Linked DNA regions of Homo sapiens: regions 1 and 2 are each linked to region 3. The links are chromatin contacts, found by Hi-C or POLR2A ChIA-PET in ENCODE. All regions are on one chromosome and are shown on one strand. Each heading gives the region's core, a stretch centred on a gene start or an enhancer-like site at or near the end of the contact. The rest is flanking DNA. Distances are from core to core; before and after follow the strand shown.

Region 1 (2,700 bases), core at 182-2,681, 79 kb after region 3:
GCACTCCAGCCTGGGCGACAGAGCAAGACTCTGTCTCAAATAAATAAATAAATAAATAAATAAATAAATAAATAAATCGTTCTAGAACTATAAAGAAATTGATTTTAGCCAGGCATGATGGCTCACACCTGTAATCCCAGCACTTTGGGAGGCCGAAGCGGGAGGATCACTTGAGCTCAGGAGTTTGAGACCAGCCTGGGCAACATGGCAAAACTCCATCACTACGAAACAATACAAAAATGAGCCGGGTGTGGTGGGTTGCACCTGTGGTCCCAGCTACTCTGGAGGCTGAGGTGGAAAGGTGAACTCAGCTGTACACCCACCAGCTGTACACTCACTGCAGGAGGCCGAGGCTGCAGTGAGCCATCATTGCACCATTGACTCCAGCCTAGGCGACAGAGGCACTGTCTCAAAGTAAAAAAAAAAAAAAAAAAAAAAAAAAAAAAAAAAAAGAAATTGAATTCATAGTTTAAAACCTTCCAAAACAGAAATCACCAGCCCAGATGGCTTAACTAGCGAATTCTACCACACATTTAAAGATGAAGTAACACCAATTCTACGCAATCTCTTCCAGAAAATAGAAGAGGGACCACTTCCCAACTCATTTTCTTAGGCTAGCATTTGCTCTGCTCCTGAAAGCAGACAAAGGTAATACAAGTAAAGAAAACTACAGACCGATATCTCTCATGAACATAGACATAAAAGTCTCAACAAAATATTAGCAATTGGAAACTAGCAATACATGAAAGGATAATATACTATAACTAAGTAGTGCTTATCTCAGGCCTGAAAGACTGGTTCAATATTCGGAAGTCAATTAATATAATCCAGCATATTAACAGTCTAAGAAGAAAAGCAACAAAATTGTATCCACTCATGGAGAGAAGGCATTAGACAAAATTCAATATCCATTTATGATTTTTTTAAATACTCTTAGTACACTAGGAATAGAAGGAAAGTTCCCCAATCTGATAAAGGGCATCATCTACTAATATGTCATTCATTGTTATTCAATAGACTTTTTTTGGATTTTTCTTCCTATACATTCAGCTGTCAAAGACAGTTTTAATTTCAGGTCTCAAAAGTCCAGCCCAGACTAAAGCAAACCTTTTTTTTTTTTTTTTTTTTTTTTGAGATGGAGCCTCGCTCTGTCGCCCAGGCTGGAGTGCAGTGGCGCGATCTCGGCTCTGCAACCTCCGCCTCCCAGGTTCAGGCAATTCTGCCTCAGCCTCCCGAGTAGCTGGGACTACAGAAACACACCACCACACCCTGCTAATTTTCTGTATTTTTAGTAGAGACGGGTTTTCACCATGTTAGCCAGGATGGTCTCAATCTCCCGACCTCATGATCCGCCTGCCTCGGCCTCCCAAAGTGCTGGGATTACAGGCGTGAGTCACCACGCCGGCCGATTTTTTTCTTAACACTCAGCACCACTGTCTGTCTGTCGGAGGACTGCCTTCACGCCGCTACAGAAGGCAGGAAGTCACAGAATGGATGATAGCCCGTGACTGTTGCGTTCTGAGGTGTGAGTACTCCAGCTCCCCTGTTCCTAATGGGGGCAACTCTGAGATGTGACCTACACTGTTTCCAATGCTCCCCAGTGGGATTGAGATAGTTACACCACCACCAACAATGCAAGGCTTGCCTTCGAGCACTTCCTGATGAATTCCTTTCCCAAGAACCAAGCTCTCACAGCGAGCTTCAATTGCATGCACGCTTGCCTTCCTTCCCTTCCTCTTCCTGATTCCCCATTCTCCTGTCCACTTCTCCTAAGAGCACTTTCTAGTGAATCACTTTCATAAGAATCATCTCGGGGACTGACTGAGAGAAGCCAGGACTGGAGTCCTGGGAGGTTCTGTTCCTCCTTTCTGTTTCTTTTCCTCTTCTCAGTACTCCTCAAGGGCTGGGTCAAGGGAGAGAAGAATGCAAGGAAACCAGCGCTGCCATCTGTGCTAGTGTGGCAGTCGAGGAGGTCTTCACAGCAAGCATCCGACACTGGCTTTCATGAGGTCTATTGGGGGTGTCCAGAGACCCCCGCAGGATCTTTTGTGACCCAGCCGTTCACCACCAGTTCCTGCCCAGATGAAAACTGTACACCCACCGCCTCTTACAGCCTCGCTCTGCCATGCAGTCCTCTTGGGCAGGGTCCTTCCTAGCTGGCTCAAGCCTGACATCTATAGAGTCGCCTCGGCTCACGGGTTCTCTGACATTATGCTGCCAGACTACCAAGTGCAGCCTGATTGACTGGTGGACGGGGCAACTCCAGCCCAGATGTTTGTCTTCAGACTTCTCCTGTCAAGAAGCAGAGATGAGTCTGTTTCTTCACAACTGCCACAAAACTCCTGAGGACACAGCCATAGCCTCCACTAAAACTCTTCTTGCCCCTCTCACGTAGCATTCCACAGTGGTCCCAGTGGTGTCTGCATCTTATAAGGCTACCATCAGGCCTGGCAGGGAGATGCTCGTGTTATCCCCTGGCAGACAACCACTGTCTCTACAAACAGTTCCCTTGCAACTCTATTATCTCACTGATAGAGGTTTAAAGAAGCATTCCCCTTCCTGTGGAGGGAAAAAGTGTTGAATCCCTTGCTACACATCTAAGAATTCCCTTGAGGCCGGGCGCGGTGGCTCACGCCTGTAATCCCAGCACTTTGGGAGGCCGAGGCAGGTGGATCACTTGAGGTCAGGAGTTCGAGACCA
Region 2 (2,779 bases), core at 117-2,616, 110 kb after region 3:
AATCACCTACAAAGAAACAAGAATCAGAATGGATTTCATTTTTCAGCTGTTATATTGAACACGAAGAGACAACAGGATGATGCCTTCAAACTTCCAAGGAAAATTTTTTTCAACCTAGAATTGTAGACTCAAATGATCCATGGCACGAGAGGGGAGGCTACAGAACTGTCAGATATTCCAGTTCTCAGACTATTTATCTCCTACTCCCATGTGAGGAATTACCCCAGAAAGTGAGGAAATTATCCAAAAACAACACATGTAGAAGAACATCTCAGTATAAGCCTTTTTCATTATTAGGAAAGAAAATCTTATTCAGCTTTTTCTGTATTTTTTGCCTACAGGCTGACTTTTTTTCTTATAATGCAAACTGGTGAAATTCCAGAACCTGGCCTTGGAAATGCAAGTCACCATAAAGAACATGAGTTTAAGGTCTGGGCATGGTGGCTCTCGCCTGTAATCCCAGCACTTTGGGAGGCCAAGGCGGGCAGATCACCTGAGGTGGGGAATTCAAGATCAGCCTGACCAACATGGAGAAATCCTGTCTCTACTAAAAATACAAAATTAGCTGGGTGTGGTGGTGGGTGCCTGTAATCCCAGCTACTCAGGAAGCTGAGCCAGGAGAATCGCTTGAACCCGGGAGGCAGAGGTTGCGGTGAGCCAAGATTGCGCCATTGCACTCCAGCTTGGGCAACAAGAGCGAAACTCGGTCTTTAAAAAAAAAAAAAAGAACATGAGTTTAAGGAAGCAGTAGAGACTCTCCTATGATAAGCCGTCAAAGTGAGAACGTTTACTAACTCCCCATCTTGTTCTCTCATGTACTGTGGAAACCTAGGTGGGCACTTATAATTCCTGCTGACTTTCGGCCGGGCGTGGTGGCTCACGCCTGTAATCCCAACACTTTGGGAGGCAGAGGTGGGCGGATCACGAGGTCAGGAGATCGAGACCATCCTGGCTAACACGGTGAAACCCTGACTCTACTAGAAATACCAAAAATTAGCCAGGCGTGGTAGCGGGTGTCTGTAGTCCCAGCTACTCGGGAGGCTGAGGCAGGAGAATCACTTGAACCCGGGAGGCAGAGATTGCAGTGAGCCGAGATCGCGCCACTACACTCCAGCCTGGCAGAAAAGAGCCAGACTCTGTCTCAAAAAAAAGAAATTGTTAGCGAAACATCAGGAGTTCAGTCTAAGTCCTGCGGCTTTGCTGCACACAGAAAGCCAATCACTGAGATGATGAGTAGTGCCAAGGAAGAAGGCTTTAAATCAGGTGCTGCAGCCAAAGAGATGGCAGCTGTCTCAAATCCATCTCCTGGACTGACTAAAACCAGGGGTTATATAGCAGGGAAGAAATGTAACAATGTGTCAGAAAACAGGAACTAGGGAGGTGCAAGGAGGCATTTGGTGCGTGATCTGGTGAGTTTCAGTTCTTCCATACATTTCTTTTTTTTTTCTGAGACGGAGTCTTACTCTGTCACCCAGGCTGGAGTGCAGTGGCACGATCTCAGCTCACCACAACCTCTGCCTCCTGGGTTCAAGCAATTCTCCTGCCTCAGCCTCCTGAGTAGCTGGGATTACAGGCACCCGCCACCACGCCCGGGTAATTTTGTATTTTTAGTAGAGACAGGGTTTTACCTTGTTGGTCAGGCTGGTCTTGAACTCCTGACCTACTATACGTTTTTGAGAGGACTGAAGGTACTTTCCTGAGGAAGGAACTCAAATCAAACAAATATAAGTTTCGTCCGGGCACAGTGGCCCACACCTGTAATCCCAGCACTTTGGGAGGCCAAGGCCGGTGGATCACGAGGTCAGGAGTTCAAGACTAGCCTAACCAACAGGGTGAAACCCCGTCTCTACTAAAAATACAAAGATTAGCCGAGCGTGGTGGTGGGCGCCTGTAATCCCAGCTACTCGGGAGGCTGAGGCAGGAGAATCACTTGAACCTGGGAGGCAGAGGTTGTGGTGAGCCAAGATCACGCCACCCTACTGCAGACTGGGCAACAGAGCAAGACTCCATCTCAAAAAATAAAAAAATAAACATATATATATATATGAGTTTCAAGCTTTAACGGCAGAAGGGTCAAGTTCTATGTTTATCCAAAACTGTCTGTGGAACTATAGGGCCGGTTTAAAAATCAGAAGAGGGGCACTGGCCCTTTCCTCTTCTCCTATGGGCATGATGGAATAACTGGGATTTGTAAGTCTGCTAGAATAACACTTAGCAAATAATTCGAATTAAGTTAACACTCAAGACACTGACTGTGGCTAAGAACGCCACAAAGGAAGTCCTCCTGAGAAAGAAGAATCTTATTTTAGAGAGTTTTTATTTTAAGAAATAGAAAACTGCCCTAAGGAAAACATTGCAAGATTAGAATAACTGGCATATCTCCAGTAAAAGCAAAAGAAACTATGCAAGAAGAGAAATGTTATGACAATAGAGTACTAGGTTCTGCAGGACATAACATTTACATAGACATGTAATGTGAACGTTTCATTTTCGTTTTTTTACTAAAGATGCTGATGTAACTGCATTTGGAAGACAGCAGTGGCTAAGAGCTAATCCTCATCTTGGGAAATAAGCAGTAGAATATTAATAAATCCCCTCTCCACTTTGTCCAATGGTCACCTGGCATTGGGAGGGATCTAGTTCGAGGAAAGCTGACCAGTAATTGTACTTTCCTGCCTCTGTATTATATTTTTATTTATTTATTTAAGATGGAATCTCGCTCTGTCGCCCAGGCTGGCATGCAGTGGCAGGATCTCAGGTGACTGCAACCTCCTCCTCC
Region 3 (2,822 bases), core at 64-2,563:
TTGCCTCGACCACTTGTCTCAATGTCACCACCTCACGCCCTGTTCCAGGTGGCTGAGTCCGAATCCAGTAACCACCACCTCGTTTTGGTTAATCTCAGGCTCGGGTGTTGTAGCAACATTGGAAATGGGAGGGGTTTACGAAGTGAACATGAGGTCAGGTGCCTGAATTCAACAGTCTACCCATTCCCCTTTTCCAGATAATGCTCGGAATATTTTTCAATGTCCATTCCGCTGTGTTGATTGAGGACGTTCCCTTCACGGAGAAAGATTTTGAGTAAGTATTCGGGTGGGGGAGGCGGGCTGGGAGCAGGTGGGAGGTGGCGAGGCCTAGGGTCAGAATTACGTCTGGGAGGCCCGGTGCTTAGGGCCCCTAGGTTAGAGGACTTGGAGAGGAGAGCGGCTTTCTTGAGAATGTGGTTAGGAGCCAGGGAGTCAGACCTCAGCGGCCATCCCAAACCCACCACCTTAGGTGTGACCTCTTTAGGTATTTTACTTTTCTGTGCTTCTCAGTCCACCTCTGCAAAATGGCTATGACAGATCTCACCCCATAGGATGGTCAAGAAGATTGAATAAAGTAATACACGTAACAGCGCCTAAACAGGTGTCGGGCACATAGTGCTCAGAAAATGTTGGCTCCTATTAAAGTTTGACCCCTTTGCTTCATTCCCACCCCCAGGAATGGCCCCCAGAACATATACAACCTTTACGAGCAAGTCAGCTACAACTGTTTCATCGCTGCAGGCCTTTACCTCCTCCTCGGAGGCTTCTCTTTCTGCCAAGTTCGGCTCAATAAGCGCAAGGAATACATGGTGCGCTAGGGCCCCGGCGCGTTTCCCCGCTCCAGCCCCTCCTCTATTTAAAGACTCCCTGCACCGTGTCACCCAGGTCGCGTCCCACCCTTGCCGGCGCCCTCTGCGGGACTGGGTTTCCCGGGCGAGAGACTGAATCCCTTCTCCCATCTCTGGCATCCGGCCCCCGTGGAGAGGGCTGAGGCTGGGGGGCTGTTCCGTTTCTCCACCCTTCGCTGTGTCCCGTATCTCAATAAAGAGAATCTGCTCTCTTCAGCCCTGTGTCTGTGCTTGAGTGGGGGCGAGCACGGGGCTGAGACTAGAGGTCGGCCTCTGCCTGGAAAGTCCCGATGTCTGAGCGGAAGTGGAGCGAAGTGTGGCGCGGAAGTGAGGCGAAGGCTTTCCCCATCGACTGGGCGCGCCGAGCGGTCTAAGCGACTGCGTCTGATGGGGCGGGGAGCCGCCGGGTTGAGCCTATCCGCTGCGGGGAGGGCGGGACTTCCTGCGCGGGGGCCCGAGCCGCTCAGTCTCCCTGCTCTCCGTGGTCCCGGCTCGCGTGTAGCGGCGGCGGCGGCGTCTCCGTGAGGAGGCGCGCGGGGCCATGACGTCAGCGTCCACAAAGGTTCGACCTCCCTCGCGGACAGCGCTCCCTGGCGGCCACGGGAGGGCGGGCCCCCCACTTGGCTCGCGGCTCTTCCGCCCCGGGCGGGGGGCGGGCGGGAGCCGAGCCTGGGGTGGGGCTAGGGGCTCCGGGCGGGACGGGGAGGGCGGGCGCCGGCCCCCCGTGACGCTGCCCCGCCCCCAGGTCGGAGAGATCTTCTCGGCGGCCGGCGCCGCCTTCACGAAGCTCGGGGAGCTGACGATGCAGCTGCATCCCGTGGCCGACTCTTCTCCTGCGGGGTACGTGAGCCCGGACTGGGACGTGGACGCTGAGAGCGGGCGCTTGGACTCGGTCACAGACACGGACCCTCTCTAGCACAGGGACAGACATTAGTTTCCCTTTGTGCGTGGCACAGCACAGAGTCGGTGTTAATAAATGATCGTTGGGTGAGGGAATGAATGACAGATAAAAATACAGACAGGCCCATAGCCCAGACTCCTGTTTCACAGTTCTCCCTGCTGCGAACGGGTCGACCACAAACCACCGCCACTCCCAACCACCCCAGTTCATGGAATTCCCCCAGACGGCTGCAGGCTGTGTTGGTGGGTCTGTTTTGAAAAGCCCTTCCTGGCGAGTTGGTTTCAGTGTGCTGTGTACAGCAGCCGTTTAACGTTGATGGTGGAAAGGGGTGTCTAAGGTGGAGGTGGTTGTGATTTCTTGTGATTGGGGTCCTCCCGGTTCCCGCAGGGCCTCAAGAGCTTTCCGCCTCCCCTTACGGAGGACCTCTTTATGCATCCGTGGAAGGGGTCCCAGAAATCGGAAGGAGGCGGCTGGTTGGCTGTGGGATGCATAGCCTGTGGGCGGGCTCCACACCCCCCCTCCCATTTTTGCTATCCCCCCTCTCCCCTTCTGACAGTGCGAAGTGGACGGAGACGGAAATAGAGATGCTGAGGGCTGCTGTGAAGCGATTTGGGGACGATCTTAATCACATCAGCTGTGTCATCAAGGAACGGACAGTGTGAGGGAGGGTGGCTGCCAGAAAAGGGCGGGTGGGCAGCCTTCTTCCTCCTTACCCAAGGTTCCATCGTCCTCAGAACTCCTTTCCAGCTCAGCTGCTTCCCTACTTTGTCACTAGTTTTTTAGAATCCCCTTGAGGACTGAAAGAATAGAATTGTCACAGTTGGTCAGAAGTTCCTAAAATGCTGTGGTAATCCTTCCAAGAATGTGAATTTAGGTTGCCTGAGATGCTGTTATTGTATTTGATGATGGAAGTCCCCTGGTTATTTATATAAATGTTTGAGGACCCCACTGCAGTGTTTCCAGGGATATGGTGACCCTGAACTAGTTGATCAGTAAATCTCAATCCACCTGTAAATCACCAAGCTCTACCTGATGTCTCTCCCAGAAGAGAATTAGGAGATGGGCCTTTCCCA

The links. Hi-C counts contacts between places; a loop is a spot of excess contacts on that map. ChIA-PET counts read pairs that join two places held with the same protein, here RNA polymerase II (POLR2A). Pooled maps may share reads with other maps.
Region 1: a pooled map shows a loop between it and region 3 (2.7-fold over the local background). The contact joins the enhancer-like site here to the promoter of BACC1 in region 3. A Hi-C loop is called at or near these places in 2 of 50 pooled maps. POLR2A ChIA-PET finds 5 or more read pairs at or near these places in 3 of 52 experiments (A673, AG04450 and activated CD4-positive, alpha-beta T cell).
Region 2: a loop to region 3 is called in a pooled map, with 3 times the contacts of the local background. The contact joins the enhancer-like site here to the promoter of BACC1 in region 3. A Hi-C loop is called at or near these places in 1 of 168 maps with a recorded cell type or tissue (naive thymus-derived CD4-positive, alpha-beta T cell), 4 of 37 single-sample maps with no recorded cell type and 9 of 50 pooled maps. POLR2A ChIA-PET finds 5 or more read pairs at or near these places in 9 of 52 experiments (B cell, GM12878, H1 and 5 more).

What each region holds. Positions count from the first base shown.
Region 1 is chr17:7,092,705-7,095,404 of GRCh38, forward strand. No RefSeq gene overlaps it. Among named protein-coding and RNA genes, the nearest start is that of CLEC10A, 14 kb to the left of the region's middle. RefSeq lists enhancers at 1,904-2,003, 2,094-2,193. Within about 2 kb of position 1,432, at least 3 of the 41 ENCODE cell types and tissues checked have a DNase peak (open chromatin) inside an H3K27ac peak, as active enhancers do.
Region 2 is chr17:7,120,130-7,122,908 of GRCh38, forward strand. No RefSeq gene overlaps it. Among named protein-coding and RNA genes, the nearest start is that of ASGR2, 6.7 kb to the left of the region's middle. RefSeq lists a silencer at 1,713-1,812. Within about 2 kb of position 1,367, at least 4 of the 41 ENCODE cell types and tissues checked have a DNase peak (open chromatin) inside an H3K27ac peak, as active enhancers do; they include GM12878, where a contact is called at or near this core.
Region 3 is chr17:7,013,469-7,016,290 of GRCh38, forward strand. It overlaps BACC1 (BPTF associated chromatin complex component 1), which reads left to right and starts at 1,314. Exons shown (of 6, transcript NM_174893.4): 1 at 1,314-1,410; 2 at 1,594-1,688; 3 at 2,306-2,407. The coding sequence starts at 1,390. RNASEK (ribonuclease K) reads left to right here. Exons shown (of 3, transcript NM_001004333.5): 2 at 198-274; 3 at 677-1,064. The coding sequence ends at 818. It overlaps RNASEK-C17orf49 (RNASEK-C17orf49 readthrough), which reads left to right. Exons shown (of 8, transcript NR_037717.1): 2 at 198-274; 3 at 677-1,410; 4 at 1,594-1,688; 5 at 2,306-2,407. It overlaps MIR497HG (mir-497-195 cluster host gene), which reads right to left. Exons shown (of 3, transcript NR_038310.1): 3 at 2,350-2,546. RefSeq lists enhancers at 776-1,276, 1,027-1,156, 1,627-2,127, 2,540-2,822 and a silencer at 1,247-1,696.